Linked DNA regions of Homo sapiens: regions 1, 3 and 4 are each linked to region 2. The links are chromatin contacts, found by Hi-C or POLR2A ChIA-PET in ENCODE. All regions are on one chromosome and are shown on one strand. The core of a region is the stretch at or near the end of the contact, and the rest is flanking DNA. Distances in the headings are between cores, read along the strand shown.

Region 1 (4,739 bases), core at 2,224-4,723, 320 kb before region 2:
GAGCTCTCGTACTGGACAGATTAGCAAGCAATGTGGCAAAACGAAAAAGCTCAATGCCTCAGAAATTCATTGGTAAGAATACAAACCTTTTTCCTGCTGTTGTTAGCAGATAGTTTGAATGAAATAACATAGGATGCTTGCTACACAAGGCCTTTCCTAGCTTAACCTCTGTTAAAATAATTAGTTTTTCATTGTGTACTTTTATTCTTCATGGTTCATTCTGATAGCTCTGGAAAATAGAATAAAAGATATTAACTAAAGCATCATCATGACAGGAGATGGGAGTAGTTGATATCCAATTTCCTAAATGGATGTGATGTTTAAAATCCTGTTCCTTCCTCTTTACTCTGAATGACATATGTTGCATGAGAGAGTTTATGCAATTTATACCAGTAAGATGTTCAAGATAGCATTTTTGTAATCTTTTGTAATTATATTTTACAAGTTGGTTCGTTAGCATGCTCAAACTTTTTTCATGCTCTAAAACATATTGCCATATTTTCTTGAATTTGAGAATTGGCTTTAAGGGAAAGTGGTTGGGCAAACATAGATTTAAATAACAAGGTTTGATTTAATCATTTGTCTTACTGGAGTTCATTTTTATGCCATTGGTTTTCACATTGTCAAAAAATACAGCAGAATGAGATGGGTATGAAATAATTATGTTCATTGAAGTGTTAGGACTTCCAAATGGCAGAGACATTTTGCTGAACTCTCCCAGATGTTTACATAAATGTGACCATGATATTTGAAATAGATTTGTATTTGTGAAGTAGACAGCTGAAATTGAATGTATCAGTTTTGCTATAAATTGAAAGTTGGTGATATTGAACAAAAATAGTTATCACATGAAAATAGACCTCCCTCAACATCAGTAATATTTTAGAAACCTGTCTCAGCCTCTTTTTCCAAAGCTGCTTGCCGCTGTTGATTTTTTATTTCAGTCCTTTTGTATTTATTCTTCTCAATAGCTCTTACAGATAATAAGTTGCCTGCCTGGTTTTTAAATCTGACTAAATTTGATTCTGGTATAGATAATGTTTTGACAAGCAAACAGTCTATGTGAATTATAGAGGTATATTGAAAGAACCCATATATTTCAAAATTACCTAATTTGGTATTTCTGCCTACTTATTTTATTTTGACTAGCTGAAAGGTTTTTGTGCACTTTTAGTCACTTTAAGAACAAATTGTGTCAGAGAAAAGTTGGTATATTTCAGTTTAGGGAGATCCCCTCCTCCTTGCTGTCCTCCCTCCCCTTGGTGAGACATGTCAGGGGAGCATGTAGTGACTTCCATTTAGAGTTTAGGCACAGTAAACAAATGGTGAGTTTAAGACATTGTCTACAAATATTCCCATATATCTTTTGGGCTTTACTTATGTGAAGAGGTTCTGACTGGAGTACAAAAGAAAGCTTGCCTTATTATTCTGAGTGTATTTTAGTTTGGAGAAAGTTATGGGTTTTGTTTGTTGGTTTGTTTTGAGACGGGGTCTCACTGTACTGCCTAGGCTGGCGTGCTGTGGTGCAATCACAGCCTCAAACACCTGGGCTCAAGAAATCCTCCTACCCCAGCCTCCCAAGTAGCTGGAACTATGGGCACGCACCACCAGGCTCAGCTAATTTTTAAACTTTTTGTAGAGATAGAGTCTCCTCATGTTGCCCAGGCTGGTCTGGAGAAAGCTTTGACTCTAGAAATGGCTGAAGCCGACAAGAGGAGGGACATCATAGGGAGAGCTGGGCAAGAAAAAAATGTAAAGCGACTTCATTTCTTTCTTTCTTTCTTTTTTTTTTTTTTTTGAGACAGAGTTTCACTCTTGTCGCCCAGGCTGGGGTGCAATGGCGCGATCTCGGCTCACCGCAACCTCTGCCTCCTGGGTTCAAGCGATTTTCCTGCCTCAGCCTCCTGAGTAGCTGGGATTACAGGCATGCACCACCATGCCTGGCTAATTTTGTATTTTTAGTAGAGACAGGGTTTCTCCATGTTGGTCAGGCTGGTCTTGAACTCCCGACCTCAGGTGATCCACCCGCCTTGGCCTCCCAAAGTGCTGGGATTACAGGCGTGAGCCACTGCGCCCAGCTGTGACTTAATTTCAATCCAGTTGTGGTCAATGCATTTTGGTGTAAGACAACTAAAATTTGAGAGACAGTCCCTAGTATTTTCGGTTGCCCTAAACCTATAGTTGAACTAAAGCCCTACTTAATATAATAAAAGTTGCTTTGGTATTTCATGGGTTCAAAAATATAGCATGTTTCATATGTGCAAATTCATGCCATTTTGCCTGTTGCCTCGGGGATCTATTTCGTTTGTTTGCTACAATTGCAACCAGAGGATTTTCACTTCACTACTTCCAGACTTGTGAGAGATGCTGATCTTGTAGGTGTTGATTTCTCTCATCTTCTGAACCATCACATTCTCTCTGTGCTGGAATCAGAAACCTAGTAGAGTTAGCTCTTGATTGAGGTAGCAACTTCAGGGCTTCAGGGCCCAGAATAACTGGGGGAATTTTTTTTTTTTTTCGTAAGTTGTGTTGTAGTGCAATAAGAAGAGTACTGGATTAGAAGCTAAAAGACCCAGGTTCTGATCCTAGCTCTGTCATTTCTTAACTGTGTGTTTAGACCAATCACAGAACCTTTCTGGGCCTCTCTTTACTCATCTGTGAAATGAGGAGACTGAATAGGTGATGAAGTGACCAGGAAGTCTCCTCCCATGTACAAGTCTGTGAGATTAATTAGAAAAGAAATAAAAGGCAGCAATTATTGATACCACTGTGTGTTTAGAAAGCCCATGTGCGTAACTTCAGATAGCCTTTTTCTCAAGGCTATACAGATGTGGTGTTTATGCTATAAACCATATCCTAGGTTTTTAGAGTCTTTTTTGTTTTAGGAAGATGGTATAAATCTGAGAATCTAAAACACAGTCGCATTAGCCCGACATTCATGTGTTTTACTTAGGGCAGTACTACTTGTTCACTCACTTTTTTGTCCATTCATTCATCATACAGAAGGTTAAGAGTTCCTGTCATATATATGGTATTCTTGTTTTGGGCACTGTTCTAATCTTCTTGCATTAACTTATATCCTAAACTTTTGTTTGAAAGGTTTTTAAAAATTAAAAATAAAAGAAACCCCTTAAATTATTTAATTGAATCAACCTTTGTGATAGAAAATAGTAATGTCAACGGAGGGAGAAAGGAACATTATTTGTGACACTGTGCAGTGTATGAGATGAAGTGATGTAAAACATGGGGCTACTGTTTTCTCTCCATCTCCCCTCGCCTTGCCTCGCCTCACCTCACCTCTCCTCTCTTGTCCTCTTGTTCCCTCCCCTCCTCTTCCCTCCTCTCCTCCCTTCTCTTCTCCTCTTCTCTCCTTTCTCCTATATTTCCTCTCCAAGGCACTGTTTTTTGAAGATTCAGCTGCCAGGGTAATGGCAATGGGTAAGGTGTGAAGGAAGAGTGAGTCATTCCCTTTAATCCTTGCTGACAGTTGCACAGCACTCAGACCAGCCTTGACTTCCCTGACCTCTTGAACTGTGAGGGTAAAGGTGAAAATAGACCATCAGGTCAGCCCGCTGCTATCTCAGGCGGGCTGGCGATAATTACCAGTAGGGAGCATTTTGCATCCATTAGAGATGAACTGGGGAAGAGGGACAGATTGGATCAAGTCTAAATGTATTTTGAGACACAAACATGCTCTCAAGTTGGAGAAAAATATTTTTTTTTCTAATTCTCCAAGAAATTTTGTATGTCTTTGTTTCAAATGGGAAAAAAAAAAATGGACACACGTCCATCAGGAATCACCATCTTTACATTGTCAGAATAATTCTGTTTAAGTTGTTCTTTTCAAAGGACAAGAAGACCTTCCTTTGCACATACTGTCCTTTAGGGGATTTCCTTTCTCTGAATCTTGTTCTCCTGTTATAAACTTGTTTGACTACACTTCAAACTAGGCCATCCTCAAATACTTGGCTCAAAATGGATTTCTCTCTTGGATGCAGAAGAAAAATGACTACATTTCTGCATATTTCTCCTGATTTTTATTCTTTCCCAAAAAAACAGATGTTATTCAGACCAAAGTGGTTACCATAGCATCTCCTTATTTTAAAAGTTTTATGTATTACTTTATTAAAGGAAGTTTTCATAACGAAAAGAACATGAAAAAAAGATCTCACTCACCTGTGGTAAACATGTTAATGAGGTTTTGACACTTCAACAAACCATCGGATCTCCCTGTGAAGTAACTAATGAGAAATTGCCTGCTTTGGTTAACAGCAACAGGAAGCAGTTTTAATACCTGTTTCTAAGAGAAAAAAAAGTATTTTTCCAACCCCTTCCCAAAGGCCTGATGTCCATAATCCTGTAAGCATTACAATGTCATAGTATTTTTGGGCTATTAGGAACCACCAGTGAGGCTCTTTTACCATGGAAGGAAGGAGGATCAGAGAGGTGGAGTGACACAGCTGGCAGGTGACAGAGCAGCGCCAGACCTCGGCCTATAAGGCACTGCAGTCCAGGCCCTTCCTTCCCCAGGAGGTGACCAAGAGCAGTGCATGTCATGCGCGGGGCTTTGGACAGCAAGGAGTCTGGTCATTGAAAGTTGGTGGGAGAGGCCAGGTGCAGTGGCTCACACCTGTAATTCCCCACTTTGGGAGTCCTAAGCAGGTGGATCACTTGAGGTCAGGAGTTCAAGACCAGCCGGGCCAATATGGTGAAACCCTATCTCTACTAAAAATACAAAA
Region 2 (5,198 bases), core at 2,671-5,170:
ACCAGCAGAAACTTTTTTTCTTTTTTTGAGACGGAGTCTCACTCTGTCACCTAGGTTGGAGTGCAGTGGTGCGATCTCGTCTCGCTGCAAGCTTCGCCTCGATCTCGGCTCACTGCAAGCTCCGCCTCCCGGATTCACACCATTCTCCTATCTCAGCCTCCCAAATGGCTGGGATTACGGGTGCCTGCCACCATGCCCGGCTAATTTTTTGTATTTGTAGTAGAGACCGGGTTTCACTGTGTTGGCCAGGATGGTCTTGATCTCCTGACCTCGTGATCTGCTCGCCCCGGCCTCCCAAAGTGTTTGTATTACAGGCGTGAGCCACTGCACCTGGCTGAACCTTTCAAAATTATCTGTTACTGCCTCTTGAAGCCAATTAGAGACCAGTAACTAATGAAAGAATGAAGCTTTATCCCTGAAACTTTGAACTTATAATATCTTGAATTTCTATAGCACTTTAAAATTTTTCACGGAACTCTTTTAATCCCGTCAATAAATTTCAATTGAATAAATAAACTAATGAAATTATGTTATTTTTATTACTATTTTTATTTTTTTTTTTGAGACTAAGTCTCCCTCTGTCGCCCAGGCTGGAGTGCAGTGGCACGATTACAGGCATGAGCCACCACACCGCACCAGGCCTATTATTATTATTATGCTTATTGAGAACAGTTTCAATCTGTGGCCTAGGCTGGAGTGCACTGGCAGGATCTTGGCTCACTGCAACCTCCACCTCCCAGGTTCAAGCAATTCTCCTGCCTCAGCCTCCCAAATAGCTGGGATTACAGGCATGCGCCACCATGCCCGGCTAATTTTTTTGTATTATTTTGTATTTTGTATTATTAGTAGAGACAGACTTTGGCCATGTTGGCTAGGCTGTTCTCGAACTCCTGACCTTAAGTGATCCACCCACCTCAGCCTCCCAAAGGGCTGGGATTATAGGCGTGAGCCACTTATTATCGACATCTAATATAGGTTAAACTGACACTGAGAAGGAGTTAGATTGGACCATGTTGACACTTAAGTGTAGAAAGTGCCTGGAGCCGGGACACCTCACTTCTACATACTAAACCAGTACTTTGTATTGAACTACCCTTCCTTCCTCCCTCCCTCCCTTCCTTCCTTCTTTTCCTTTCTTTCTCTCTCTCTCTTTCTTTTAGATAATCTCCCTAACATGGTATTCCTCTTTTTGGTGAATAAAATTCTGCAGCAGAAAATCTCAGGCTGTATCTAAATTTTAAAATACAATATCTACTGTAAACTGCAGGTATTGATCCAATCTGTGCTTTTGTAAAATAAGGGTTGCTTCATTATACAGAAAAACTTTGAACTCAGAAATTCCAGGACTGCTCCATTTGCTTTATTTGCATAACCTTCAAGGGCAGAGAGTCAGGGCAACTCTGTGAACCCCAAGTGATCAGTCAGGTGATGGCAATACTTAGCCTGCAAATCTACTAAAACAAGTCAGAAAGTTTCCATTTAGGCTGTACACAAGAAGAAATATTTAACTAAAGTTTCAATAGCTCTTTTTCCCCAACAAACCAATTTGTTAGTTTAGATTTTAGGTTTAGAGTCCTCTGGGCCGGGCACAGTGGCTCATGCCTGTAATCGTAACACTTTGGGAGGCCAACGTGGGTGGATTGCCTGAGCTCAAGTTCGAGACCAGCCTGGGCAACATAGTGAAACTCTGTCTCTACTAAAATACAAAAAAATTAGCTGGGTGGTGTGGCATACACCTGTAGTCCCAGCTACTTGGGAGGCTGAGGCAGAAGAATTGCTTGAACCCAGGAGGCGGGGGTTGCAGTGAGCCGAGATTGTGCCACTGCACTCCAGCCTTGGCGACAGAGCGAGACACTGTCTCAAAAAAAAAAAAAAAAAAAAAAAAAAAAAAAGAGTCCTTTGGCGCCTCCTTCAAAGCTTAGTCACTTACAATTTGCCCATTGTACCCATTTTCCTATGTATACTGTTCCTATATGTACCTTGAATACTTTTCTTGTTTAATGACATGGCTTTCTTTTTTTTTTTCAGACTCCGTCTTGCTCTTATTGCCCAGACTGGAGTGCGATGACACGATCTTGGCTCACTGCAACCTCCACTTCCCGGATTGAAGCGATTCTCCTGCCTCAGCCTCCCCAGTAGCTGGGATTACAGGCATGTGTCACCACACCCGGCTAATTTTTTGTATTTTTAGTAGAAATGGGGTTTCACCATTTTGGCCAGGCTGGTCTCGACCTCCTGATCTCAAGTACCTGCCTCAGCCTCCCAAAGGACATTGCTCTCTTATCTTCTAGAGTAGAACTTTTCCAATGGTGTCTCTCATCTGCATTTTCAGATGACAAATGATAACTTCTCATTCCATTCTGTAACCAGAAGTTAGTAAAGTTTATTTATAAGCTTTATAAAGTTAAAAATTTCCTAGCAACACTTAGTACAGACTTTTTTTTTTATTTGTATAGAGTTTCCATGATAAAGTGTAGTTGGGTATCTGGCATTGGTACTTAGGGCATAATAATTAATGAAAAAATTTTGAGCCCCTATGATTATAGTGACCAATCATATTTTCGGAACTCTAAATAAGATTAGCCTATCAAGCGCTAGGGTTGTGTTTTCATGTTTGTTTATTTGTCTGAGACAGAGTCTTGCTCTGCCACCCAGGCTGGAGTGCAGTAGCATGATCTCGGCTCACTGCAACCTCTGCCTCCCAGGTTCAAGCGCTTCTCCTGCTTCAGCCTCCTGAGTAGCTCCGCGACCAGCCGTGTTTTCATGTTTGTATTAGCAGCTCCAAATATACACATATTAGGACTCCACAGATGCTTACTAAGTGAAGAACACTTAGTTTGAGGATAGTAAAGGATACAGTTTTTTCTTTTTGAGACAGTCTCACTCTGTCACCCAGGTTGGAGTGCAGTGACGCGATCTCTGCTCACTGCAACTTTCGCTTCACGGGTTCCAGAGATTCTCCTGCTTCAGCCTCCCGAGTAGCTGGGATTACAGGAGCGCACCACCACACCTGGCTAATTTTTGTATTTTTCGTAGAGACGGAGTTTTACCATGTTAGCCAGGCTGGTCTCAAACTCCTGACCTGATGATCCACCTACCTTGGCCTCCCAAAGTGCTGGGATTACAGGCATGAGCCACTGCGCCTAGCCAGAAATAGTTTTGAAACTAAAAAAATGAGAAAAGGGGAATTAACTGTGCTATAGGCTCGCTTTGAACGTCATGTTACAATGCGCCACTATCTTTCTTAGGATGTAATTATTGCATCTAGTATCTCAGGTTAAACTTATCTTTCATAAGACACTCCTGATACCAATAGCCTTTGAAAATCTAGTCATGGCCGGGTGTGGTGGCTCATGCCTGTAATCCCAGCACTTTGGGAGGCCGAGGCGGGCGGACAGCGAGGTCAGGAGTTCGAGACCAGCCTGGCCAACACGGCGAAACCCCGTCTCTACTAAAAATAGCTGGGCGTGGTGGCGGGTGCCTGTAATCCCAGCTACTCGGGAGGCTGAGGCAGGAGAATCGCTTGAACCCGGGAGGCGGAGGTTGCAGTGAGCCGACATCGTGCCATTGCACTCCAGCCTGGGCGACAAGAGCAAGACTCCATCTCAAAAAAAAAAAAAAAAAAATTAAAAAAAAAAGAAAAGCTAGTCTTTCAGTACAGGGATCTGGAGATTTTAATTTGCGAGCTGTTTAACTGCTAAAATAAAAAAAAAATGGCGGTTTCCGCAGGGGAGCCGAAAGCTACCGGCCGGCAGGTTTAATATCCAGCGGCGCGAGGCCTGAGACAGCTCAGATCAAAGGGAAGACTGCGCTGAAAGAAATCTCGCGAGGCCGACGCATTGACCAATATTCGCGAGATTTCGATGCCCTGTCCTCTTCCTCTCTCTGGCAGGACCACGGTTTATCTCGCGAATTTTGGGAAGTTCCGTTGGGGAAGATGGCGGCGGCCTCGAGCACCCTTCTCTTCTTGCCGCCGGGGACTTCAGATTGATCCTTCCCGGGAAGAGTAGGGACTGCTGGTGCCCTGCGTCCCGGGATCCCGAGCCAACTTGTTTCCTCCGTTAGTGGTGGGGAAGGGCTTATCCTTTTGTGGCGGATCTAGCTTCTCCTCGCCTTCAGGATGAAAGCTCAGGGGGAAACCGAGGGTAAGTGACTGTAGGGGAAAGGAGGGGGCGGGACACAACTGGGGGAGCCAGTTTGTGAGAGGAGGTTCTTGCAGATGTCCCATGGGGGCCACTTTAGGGGCATAGAGTCCAGGAGAGGGAATGTGTATTAGTTTTAGATTGTCACTATACCCTCCTTGGTGATTATAGAGCTTCGACTTTAGGGCGATGGGGACTCTCAACTTCTGTGAAGATTTCATGCTCGACTAGGGCACTTTTGGCCTAAAGTGGTGGGAGACGGGGCAAATGAATACAAAATCAGCTTACATCTCGTTCCAGAAGAGACGCCTGAATAAATTTAGGGCTGTGTGTAAACGTACTGGAGACTATTTTGGCATCAATGAAATGATTAGGTCCTTATATTTATTAGCAGCCAGCAGTTCTCTACAATGTCAAGTGTTCAGATCCTGTGCCATTGTGTATTTTTAAAGTGCGCTGAATTTCGTTCTTTTATTGACCGAACTACGAACTGCAGAAAAACAACTTTTCTGTGGAACTTTACTAAGATTTTCTAAAGTTCCACACTCCGGCTAAGATGCTGCCTTAGCATTTTGGGCATAGTTCTGTTGATACAGTGAACTGTGTTATTGTTTATCTTCTCCAGTTTCCTCTGAGCTTTGCAGATTAGAGTCCTTGCCTGATTATTTTTGTATAGTTTCTGGCACGTAATAGTCGCTCAAAAAGTGTTGGAGCATCGAAGTACAGATATTTATCAGCAGGTTTCTCAAGAAAAACAAAGAGTGTGTTTTGGAGCAGAGGTCGAAAGGTGAGGCCGGGAGCAGTGACTCACACCTGTAATCCCAGCGCTTTGGGAGGCTGCGGCTGGAGGATCCCTGGAGCCCAGGAGTTCGCGACCAGCCTGGGCAACATACTGAGGCCCTGTCTCTACAAAAAAAATAAAAAAATTGCCGGGCACTGTGGCTCACGCGTGTAATCCCAGCACTTTGGGAGGTTGAGGCGGGTGGATCACCTGAGGTTGGGAGATCGAGACCAGCCTGACCAACATGGAGAAAACCCGTCTCTACTAGAAATACA
Region 3 (5,293 bases), core at 210-2,709, 300 kb before region 2:
CTCACTGAGAATGTCTCACTCACAGACCTCAGCTGCCCCGCTAGACTCCTGGGGAGCTGTGTGTCTCTTTGCGTGTGCGTGTCTGTCTCCATGTGTGCCTGTCTCTCTCCTTGCATGTCTGTCTGTGTGTGTCTGTGTATCTGTGTGTGTGCGCGCGTGCACGTGTCTCGTGTGTGTGTGTTTGTGTGTGTTGAGGGAAAGCAGGCTGAGTCAGTGAATCCAGCAAAGCTCTGAAGTCCCAAGCAAAAGACAGTCGCAGACTCCCGCAACTATTTGGAGTCCTGGTTCCAATCCCAGCCCTCTCCCTCTCGGGATGAGCCCAGACACTTGACTTCCCCTTCTGGGCGTTGATTTTCCCCAGAGTCAGGGATCTCTGAAGGGCCTTCCAGCTGGTACTCCTAAGACAGGCCTCAACCTCACTGCACCAGCCGGGCTCCAGGTCTTCCCTCTCTCTCCTCTCCTCACTGGACGCTGGAGCTAGAGTAATAGTGGCCGGGCCCTGACTCTCTCAAGATGTCATTTTCCTAACTGTTCTATCAAATTCCAATCCTGGACCCCAGGGGTAGGGGACAGGATCCCCTCACCTGTGGAATTATAGGAGGCTCGGAATAACGCGCGCTGAGGCTGGGTCTGAACCCCCGGCCCCCGCCCTTTCTCAGGTTCTCCTCTTAATTCTGCGTGGACCCAGACCCCAGATTCCCGGCTAGGGTGCCTGGGAGAGGAAAGGGAGGCCGGCGGAGAGGGGGCAGGGGTGCGGCGCGCGGTGGGAGTGAGGGGGGTGTGAGGGGAGGGGCAGCTGCACTTCTGAGAAACAGCTCGGCGTCTCAGCAGCCCGCAGCCTAACCCCCTGCCTGCGGCTTCACAGCTCCCTCCTCCCGCCGCCCACGCCGCTCGGGGCCTCTCCGGGGGTCGGCAGCCCCGGCGGAGACGGTGTCTGCTGGGGAGGAGCGGCAGCTCGGGGGACAGCAAAGTGGAACCCATGGGGGGTGGGAGTGGACATGGAGGAAAGCGTGGGTCGCGTGACACCCCAGGAGTGAAAGGCCTCCCCTCATCGGGGTCCCGAGCGCCGGATCTCGGCGTGCCCGCGTGTTCCCCCGCTGCCCCCGCGCTGTCCTATCACAGCCCGAGCAGGATCCAGAAGTGAAACTGCCCGGGTCACAGCCCAGCGCCGCTGCTGCACCCCGCCCCGCCCTTCCGGGCACTGCCGCTGCGCAGGATCTCCCGGCGCTCGGGCGCCTGCGGGGAGGAAACGGGGGAGGGGCAGGGGAAGTGCCCCCGCGGGCATCTGCAGCGCGCGGCCGCTCTCCTCCGGGGTGCCCGCGCGTAACCGGGGTGGGAACCTCGAGAGACAGGAGCCCCGGAGGCCTGGCCGCGGCGACCGCACTTCCCGCGACGGCCGCTGGGTGTCACTGCAGCCGCGCGGCTGAATCGGCTCGGCGCCTGCGGGAGTGGGGGACGGTGGGACGCCGGGACTAGGCCGTCGCGCTGCACGCCAGTCTCGCCTGCCCGCGCCTGGAGGCTCCGCGACGCTGGGATGCGGCGCCCACACCTTCCTCCACCCGCCTGGCCAAGGAAGCACCTCCCGCCTCGCCCACAGACTCGCAGCGAGGCCCGGACTAAGCAACGCCCCGGGGCGACCGGCTCGTTGCTGCGGCGCCACGCAAGCCACGAAACCGATGGCGCGTCCCCTCGTGGGGCCGAGTTCAAAGAGCCGCGACCCCGACGCGCGCCCCCTGGCGAAGCCGGCGGCCTTCCCTCCGCAGAGGCACGAGGGGCCGCCACGACGGAGGGTGGCTCGGTGGAGCCTGGCGCCCGTCGGCCCCGGCGCGCGCATGCGACTTGGGTGGTGGCGGAAGGGCGGGCGGCGGGGCAGATCGCCTCAGGCACCGGCCCAGAACGGCTGAGAGACGGGTCCCCCGTGTATCCTCCCCTACCCCAACCTGGCCTGACAAGTGTGGGATCCAGCCTTACCCAGCCACCCCCTGGCCCCAACACTAAGTTCCTCCAGTAGATGTGTGGGGCAGGGTGCCTCAGCCTGGGAGGAAGGAACCCTCCCTTGGGAGGCCAAAGCGGGAGGATCACTTGAGGTCAGGAGTTTGAGATCAGTCTGGCCAACATGGCAAAACCCCGTCTACTAAAAATACAAAAATTAGCTGGGCGTGGTGGCGCACGCCTGTAATCCCAAACTACTCAAGAGGCTGAGGCAGGAAAATCGCTTGAACCCAGGGGGTGGAGGTTGCAGTGAGCTGAGATCAGCCACTGCACTCCAGCCTGGGCAACAGAGTGAGACTGTAAAAAAAAAAAAAGAGAGAGCGAGAGAGAGATCCCTGGAATCTTTTGGGAAATTGGGGTAGTGCCAGTAGGAATGCCCTGGAGGACAGGACTCAGGGCATGGGAGTTGGGCAGGTGAATGCGGATGACCGTGCCTGTTGGTCACAGCTGTGTGAGGGTGCGGGTGGCCCGTTCCATCCCTGCTTACAGCTTCCCCTCCAACTCCAAGGTCACAGGGCCCAGTTCCACTACCCAGACCCTAAGGAGATCCACGTGGTTGTCCTGAGGGGGTGGTTTCTGCCTTCCAATCTCCCTCAGTCTGCCCCAAACCACCCTAAAATAAACCTAATCCAAGTAAGAACAAAGTGCTTACAACAAAAATGCAGCTCCAGGCCCGGCGCGGTGGCTCACACCTGTAATCCCAGCACTTTGGGAGGCTGAGGCGGGCGGATCACATGAAGTCGGGAGTTCGAGACGAGCTTCACCAACGTGGATAAACCCCATCTCTACTAAAAATACAAAATTGCTGGGCGTGGTGGTGCATGTCTGTAATCCCAGCTACTTGGGAGGCTGAGGCAGGAGAATTGCTTGAACCCAGGAGGTGGAGGTTGCGGTAAACCGAGATCACACCATTGCACTCCAGCCTGGGCCACAGAGCGAAACTTGTCTCAAAAAAAACACAAAAACAAAAAAAGCGAAACAAAAAAAACTCCAGCTAAACAGCCCCCCCAGGTGCCCATCAAAGAAAAACTTGCCCCTTCCTTGGGGTAGATGCAGCCGTGTGAGAGGGTGTCAGATGACATCATAACTCAACCCACATGGGATTGAATTTCAGGCCTCATCCCCATTTCCCCACACCGCCCCTTCTTGTATGGTGAACTTCGAGAACGCTTGTGGAGCAGCCTCAGCCCGCCCTCCCCACACCCCAGGATCGCCCACACCCCCAGGCTCTGGAGTCCAGTCTGCAACATCCAACTCCCCCAGGATCTAACTCCTTCTTTTCTCTCCTCCCCCAACTCAACTGAGAGCTCAGAGTCGTTTGTCCTAATTGCCACTGCATACTCCCCCTCAAGTCCCAAAGCTGAGGTTCTGCCAACAGCACAGGACAGGAAAGCAGTCTGCAGACGCCCCACCACTGTGCGAGTTGGACCAAGCCCTGACCTCTCTGGGCCCTCTTTCTATCTGTTGGACCAGATCAGTACTTCACTGGTTCAAGCCTTTTTCCTGAATATACCATAAGGCTCAAGTTCCAGATAGAAAGGCAATGCATCCCCCATCACCACCCCAACCTGCCCCTCAAGCCCCTGCCAGAACCCTTGGGCTCTGGGAAGGAGTTAGAAAACTGCTTATGTGGATAGTTTGGAAGAAAGAATCCTTCCAAGTGGCTTTGGGCTCCCCTGTCTGTGTCCTGTCCTTCCTCTCTTCATCCCTCATCAGGGTGCCTGGCACTGGGGCCCAAGGAAGGAGCCAGGCAGGGTCCCTGACCTGATGTTGAACCCTTGGGCCTGTCCACCACCCGTGAACTTGGATGTTGCAGAACTGGCCAGGGCTTTGTCTGGATGCCCCGCCCAGGGAGGTGGGCTCCCCTGGAATCATGCCCACCCCCATCCCAGAGTCCAGAGCGTTGGCAGCAGTCCTCCCTCCCCTCCACACTTGAGCAGGCAGGGAGGCCAACATTGTAGCCACACCCTCCACAGAACCCCTACCCTAAAGGCCCATGGTGCTGCCAAGGATAGCAATGTGCCCTGGCACCCGGCTCCCACCGGCCACGCTGGTCCCGGGAAGCTGGAACGTGTGATGCATGGCAGGCAGCACTTCGCGTCAGCTCCCCAGATGTGGGCCCTGTCACCCTCTCTCAGTACTGGGTCCTCCTCTGCATGGAAAGATGATGAGGAATTTCCCCTTTGCCCTCAAGTTTTTTTCTGAAATGTTTTTAATAAGTACGTATAATTTTAGAATGAAACCCAATAAATCAATTTTGAAAAGACAGTATCTGAGGTCCCAGCCCCCACCCTCTCCCCCAGAGAAGCCCCTGCTTCCCCTCCCACCAGCCCAGATTTTCTCAGAACCACAAGCCTCCCCGATCTAGCACTGCAGCCGTCCTTGGCAGTCCTTTCTGCTGTCTGACCACTGTAGGTCATGCTGCAGTCTCTGAGGTAGAGCAGCATCCTTCCCACATCCTCAGAGCTGGGGGATCTTACCCAGGGGTTCCACTGTGAGCTGGCCCTGAGAGGGTCCCTGTGCCCCCAAACTCTTAGCAGCTACGTCTCCAAAAAGCCAGAAATCTCAGACACTCACCAAGAATGGGCTGCTGCTGGTCTCAGGTGGCCAGATCAGGGCCAAATGCTGCCCCCTCTAAGGGCTCTCGGCAGCCTAGGTCCCTCACTGTGGCCAGCACTGAGAAGGGAGGGGGCAGAGAACAAAGGCTAGAGCAGGGCAGGGCTGCATTTCACCACCTGTCCAGTGGGCTGAGTCTGGCCTCTGTCCCGAACTCCCTCTGCGACCCCTGTCGCAGGTGAGTCCCTGTCTTTCCCTGAGCCTCAGTTTCCCATTTGTAAAGTGGGAAGGACATCTGTCTCACAGTCTCCAATTAGCTGATTGACAGAGAGGCTTTGTCTCTGCCCAGTGCCTCAGGCTGTGAAGGGACACTGGGTCCTCTTTTTTTACAGTCTGAACCCCTGGACATGCTGAAGAGGTGACTCATCTTGACCCCTTTACTCTCACTCCAGCCTGGAACTCTGGCACCCACACCTCGGAGGTGGCCCTGGGCACCCATGGCCAGCCACACAGCTGACACTGCCCTGTTCGGTGCTCGAGCCACAGCCTGTGGTGGGGATGGCTCTGGGAACCGTGGCAGGTGGCAGGCAGCAGGTTGCACTGGGTCCTGCCTCCAGTCCTGCTAAAAAGAAGCAAAATCTGCCACCCTTCCTGCCCTTGGGCTGCAGTAAGTTCTTCCAGCAGATTCCCAGGAGGTCCCAGGCTGGGGTGTGCATGAGACCTCTCTGCCCACCTCTGTCTGCTG
Region 4 (4,809 bases), core at 554-3,053, 300 kb after region 2:
CAGCACTGCACTCCAGCCTAGGCAACGTGCGAGAACCTGTCTCAAAAAACAAACAAAATACACACACACACACACACACACACACACACACACACACACACACACCCTGCAGGTGATTACGATCTCAAGTTCTAGAGGCTTACGTTAAAATTTACACATTTGCTTCTACTATTTACAAGTTTATGTTTCAGCCTGAGCTCTTCTTGTAAGACAGACCACGAGGTACCCCAGATGGAGGAATGTGCAAAGACGCCGGGGCTGGAGCTGGAATCCGTCCCGAGACTTCTCACCTTGACCTCGAGGAAGGCAGGAGGTCGGAGACAGGGGGTGGGCAGGCTGGGGAAAGAGGAAACCCGCAGGACAAGAGGGTTGTGGCTCGTCACGTGGCCACTTGAGGGCAGCAAGTAGCTGCAGCTGGAGGTAGCTGCCTATCTGATTCTGTTTGAGAGTCCGCCAAGTTGGGATTTAAATTAGACATCAAGAAGAATTTACAGACCGGCCTTGCCTTGTTCCACGGTAAGGGGACATTGGGTTTAGGGCTGGAGGAGGTAGTCTCTGGGACTCTGGGCCCGGCGGAAGGAGGAACCGGCGTTCTAAGAGATTAGAGAGCCTTTAGTTGTTTCCTTTCTTAGGTGTTTTTTTTTCTTTTCTTTTCTTTTTTTTTTTTTTAACCTCAGTGCCACGGAATCCGTCTCTTCCAGCCCACAGTGTACCTTCTCCTGTCCCCGCCCATATCCCTCCTCCTGGAAAATTTCTCCAATGGCGCTCAGCGTTCGCACCCTTCCTCTCCGCGGTTTTCTAGTCCCTAGGCCCCAGCCCACTAGAAGCCAGGATGCCCCCTCACCCCGTCTCCCACTCTCCAGCGCCCCAGCTCCTTGCCGTCACAAGAACGAAGTAGGTCAGGGGAGGGAAGAGGCATCTTCGTGTCCTGACCTGATTCCTTGCCGTCTATTAAATATCCTACATTGCGGGTATTTTTATTCTGTCCTGGAAGAAAAAATAAAAAGATTATCTATCCCCAGAGCCTGTCAGAAGGTGGTGACAGGTGGGGTGAGCCATTTCCTCGTCTGGGGCTGGCTCTGAAGATTGATTGGGTCTGGCCCTGAGTAGGCCTGGAGGCCCCAGAGAGGCAGGAGGCCTGGGTTACCTACTCGTGGGGAGGGGTCCAGACTGTTGCAGAGTAAGGGGTAGCCAGGCCCCCTCCACCCTCACGTCTGCTAGGCTTGGGGGGCAAATCGGTGCTGGAAATGGGGGGTGGAGGGATAAGGTGGAGTCATGGAAGGGGGGTGGGATTCAGGCCCCTCTTGGGGAGAAAAGCTGGGGGTCTTTGCTGCAGGGGGAGATTTCTGGGGGTGGGGGCTGGAGGACAAAGCATCAGAGACGCACAGAATTCCGAAGAACAGCTCAGGAAGTCGCAGAGCTTGGAGGAGCTGGGGGCGGGGAACAGTCAGGGGCCCGTGACCCAGGGATGGGGCGCCTGTCCCTTCCAGGGGTCCAGTCCTCGGGCCTTCTCTCTGCAGCTTTCCCGGCGGAACGGAGGAGGGAAAGGGAGCCAGGAGCTCAGTGAGGAGCGCGGGGCGGCTGATGCTTCTAGGGGTTCTCTCAGCCCGAGGGGCTCCCGCCCTGTCCCCTACTCTGCACCCCTTGCCTTGGGAGCGGCTGCAGAGCTCTAGGGGAGCGCTCCGTTAGGGCTGAGGGCAGGCGCCGGGAGAGCCCCCAACGACGCCGCGCCCCCCGCCCCGCCCCCTGCCCCAGCTCCCCCCCACCCCCACCGACCCAGCGGCCCCCCCAGCTCCCCGCCTGCTCCCGGAGGCCGCAGCCTCCAGCTCCGCTCGCGCTCTCGCCGCTCCTGCCGGCTCGCCCGGCCCCGCGCTCCGCCGTCTCCTCGCCGCCCGCCCCTCCGCCAGCCCCGGGGACCGCGCGGCCGCAGCCTGAGCCAGGGCCCCCTCCCTCGTCAGGACCGGGGCAGCAAGCAGGCCGGGGGCAGGTCCGGGCACCCACCATGCGAGGCGAGCTCTGGCTCCTGGTGCTGGTGCTCAGGGAGGCTGCCCGGGCGCTGAGCCCCCAGCCCGGAGCAGGTAGGACTGGCGGGAGCCGGCCCGGGTGGGCCGGGGGCGGGGAGGGACGGGCAGTCAGGTGTGGGCATGGGCAGGTGTGGACGGCCTGGCGATGTCCGCGAGGGGGGCATTGTCCGCAGGAGGCCAGGAGAGCTGTGGGCTGTGGGCAGGTGGATAGGGACCCCACTTTCCCAAACACATAGGGTGTGTGAGTGACGGTGGAGACACCGATGCCCGGACCTCTCCTTCTCTCCTGGAAGGATACTGGAGGGACCTTAGGAGAGGGGGCTCTATGTGGCCATGGGCTCTGAAAGGGGACAGCGGGAGAGTCATCAGGACCCCTGATCACCCCAGGCAAGGCTGAATTCTGATGAGATGGGAGCCTGGGGAGGCCCCTGCCCCAGCCATGCCTTCTTTTCCTCTTCTCTGCCACACCCCCGACCCCAAAGCTGATCCAGGCTAGGGATAGGTGGGAGCAGCCAGGGGGATGGTGGGGACACAGCGTCTCTGCCTGGGAAGGCAGCAGCCATTCGGTCACCTTCCCTTGCCTATTTGGTGTCAGTAGAGAGGCAGTGGGCCCAGGAAGAAGCAACTTGCTGCTTCTGCACCCCCAGCCTCAAGAGTCCCCCTCCTCACACCTGCTCCCATTTGCCCTGGCAGCCTTTGGCTTTCAGCTACTCTGGCTCTAGATGGGGCACTGGGGTAGGGGGTGGAGGGAGGCGTCCCATTCTGCACACTCCTCTTCCCCCCTACCAGTTCTCCAAACTCATCTCTCCCACCTGGAAGTCCTTTCTGAGATCTACCTGGAATCCCTCATGGTATAATTTTCATAGTCTCTGTTCTCCCCTAAGCACCTAGACTTTCTCTGGGGTTGGGGAGATGGGTAATTTGCAGCCTGGCCCCTCAGCAGAGATGATTAAGAAGATAGATACCTGTGCATCATTGGCATGGGTGCCCCTCAGGTGGGGTGAGGGAGGCGCTGTTGAGGTGAGTGCTGTGGTTGACCTGCTGTGTCTCAGGAGTGTGCTGGCACCAGGCACAGTGTCAGTGGCAATGTTCTTGACTTTAATGGTCCCAGCATGTAGCTGAGACAGACCTGGGTCCCTATTGAGAAGAAGAGTATGTTGGGGGTGGGAGGGGAAGGAGGCTGACAGTGGGAAGTATGGGCAGAGGGCAGTGGAGCTGACGAACCGAGAAGCTGCTGGTGAGAACCACCAATTTTCAGGGAGACCACACAGAGGGTGGCCAGAGACGTGGCTTCTAGTCCCGCCATCTCACTTGCTGTGTGACTTTAGACAAGTTACTTTCTCTCTCTGGACCTATTTTTGCATTTATAAAGTGAGGCTGTTGGCAAAATCTTTGACTCTTGTGCGTGGAATAATGAAGGATCTTTTATAATTGCCTTTCCTTTTCATATTTGTTAGGGTCTTTATGGGTAACTGATACTTTAAAAAAATCAAGGTAAACAGGAGAGAGTTGGATATGTTATGAATAATTTCTGGGCTCCTTTGAATCCTCAACCTGGTGTGATCTTCTGAACTCTGGGTGTAACAGAGTTTATGAGGGGAGGATCTGAACCTTTGGCTGGATTGTGTGAACCACGGAGAGGGCTGGGGAAGGGGGAATTGGGAGGTAACAAGGATGGGCTGGGAGATAGTGGCCAGACCCGGGCCTGGCTGAGGGCGGCCCCTTCAGAGTAGGGTTGGGGTAGTAGACGGTTGAGGAGACCAGGAAGAGTGGGGCAGGCAGAGACTTGAATCACTTCTCTAAGTAGAGGCTATCCTGTCTTCTTGGCTTTGACAGAGATTGAGCCAGGAGAAATGCACTTTTTCTGCAGCAGGAGGGATAGAGGTTAGACTTAAGGAATCTGTAAGAAGCCAGAGGCGGCAGCTGTTGACTCCCAGTCCGGTGCCCTTTTCACAGGCCAGGTGGGATTTCACAGGCAGGAGGACCTATGAGGAGGAAGCGGGTGTCTGGGGAGGCCAGATGTAGGAGAAGGACGTTCTGGGGGAGAGTTGCTAAGGAGGGGCAGCCTGACCTGATTGATGGCGGAGTTGTTGTGACCAGTGGAAGGGCAGCTGGGAGCAGGACCTGAAGAGATGCTAGCATCCTTCCCCAAGGCTCTGGGTTTGTGGGGCTGGTGGGGGGCCTTGGGAAGTAGCTGAGATCTCCCCTCGCTCCTGATGGACAGGCTTGTTTGGTAGAGCCTTGAAACCTCATCTATCATTAGAACAGCAGCAGCAGAGAGATGAGTGGCCCAAAGACAGAGTCAGACAGCAGGGGAGACCAGGATGACAGACAGGAAAATGGCCTTGGGGTGCAGAGCAGGGGCCCAGGGAACTGACAGTCTGGTCAGATGGAACCAGAGGTGCATATGACAGATAAAGAAGAGGCAGCGAGAGTTGGCATCCTGGCCTGGGAGTCCTGCAGGAGGCCAGGCTCAATACCAACTACTGGTGACCCTGACAGCTTCCTCCTTTCTCTGAGGAAGGTTTCCCCGTCTATAAAATGGGGGCTTGCACCAGTCACGGTGGCTCATGCTTGTGATCCTAACACTTTGGGAGGCTGAGGTGGGAGGATAGCTTTAGACCAGGAGTTTGAGACCAGCCTGGGCAAAATAGTGAGACCCCATGTCTATAAATGATTTAGGCCAGGCAGGGTGGCTCATGCCTGTAATCCCAGCACTCTGGGAGGCCGAGGCCGGCGGATCACCTGAGGTCAGGAGTTTGAGACCAGCCTGGCTAACATGGTG

What was found. A loop is a pair of places that touch in the nucleus more often than their neighbours do. ChIA-PET counts read pairs that join two places held with the same protein, here RNA polymerase II (POLR2A). Pooled maps may share reads with other maps.
Region 1: a pooled map shows a loop between it and region 2 (2.7-fold over the local background). The contact joins the enhancer-like site here to the promoter of MED1 in region 2. A Hi-C loop is called at or near these places in 4 of 50 pooled maps. POLR2A ChIA-PET finds 5 or more read pairs at or near these places in 7 of 52 experiments (OCI-LY7, PC-9, activated CD4-positive, alpha-beta T cell and 2 more).
Region 3: a loop to region 2 is called in a map of OCI-LY7, with 4 times the contacts of the local background. The contact joins the enhancer-like site here to the promoter of MED1 in region 2. A Hi-C loop is called at or near these places in 5 of 168 maps with a recorded cell type or tissue (CD4-positive, alpha-beta memory T cell, OCI-LY7, ascending aorta and 2 more), 8 of 37 single-sample maps with no recorded cell type and 16 of 50 pooled maps. POLR2A ChIA-PET finds 5 or more read pairs at or near these places in 6 of 52 experiments (A549, HEK293T, WTC11 and 3 more).
Region 4: a pooled map shows a loop between it and region 2 (5-fold over the local background). The contact joins the promoter of PLXDC1 here to the promoter of MED1 in region 2. A Hi-C loop is called at or near these places in 1 of 168 maps with a recorded cell type or tissue (naive thymus-derived CD4-positive, alpha-beta T cell), 1 of 37 single-sample maps with no recorded cell type and 10 of 50 pooled maps. POLR2A ChIA-PET finds 5 or more read pairs at or near these places in 7 of 52 experiments (A549, A673, CD8-positive, alpha-beta memory T cell and 3 more).

What each region holds. Positions count from the first base shown.
Region 1 is chr17:39,772,984-39,777,722 of GRCh38, reverse strand. It overlaps IKZF3 (IKAROS family zinc finger 3), which reads left to right. Exons shown (of 8, transcript NM_012481.5): 7 at 1-72. Among named protein-coding and RNA genes, the nearest start is that of GRB7, 37 kb to the right of the region's middle. Within about 2 kb of position 3,473, at least 4 of the 41 ENCODE cell types and tissues checked have a DNase peak (open chromatin) inside an H3K27ac peak, as active enhancers do; they include OCI-LY7, where a contact is called at or near this core.
Region 2 is chr17:39,449,985-39,455,182 of GRCh38, reverse strand. MED1 (mediator complex subunit 1) reads left to right here and starts at 3,920. Exons shown (of 17, transcript NM_004774.4): 1 at 3,920-4,145. The coding sequence starts at 4,121.
Region 3 is chr17:39,750,462-39,755,754 of GRCh38, reverse strand. No RefSeq gene overlaps it. Among named protein-coding and RNA genes, the nearest start is that of GRB7, 15 kb to the right of the region's middle. RefSeq lists an enhancer at 195-244 and silencers at 735-1,464, 1,605-1,654, 1,695-1,834. Within about 2 kb of position 1,459, at least 35 of the 41 ENCODE cell types and tissues checked have a DNase peak (open chromatin) inside an H3K27ac peak, as active enhancers do; they include OCI-LY7 and ascending aorta, where a contact is called at or near this core.
Region 4 is chr17:39,148,631-39,153,439 of GRCh38, reverse strand. It overlaps PLXDC1 (plexin domain containing 1), which reads left to right and starts at 1,803. Exons shown (of 14, transcript NM_020405.5): 1 at 1,803-2,078. The coding sequence starts at 2,003. RefSeq lists an enhancer at 150-299.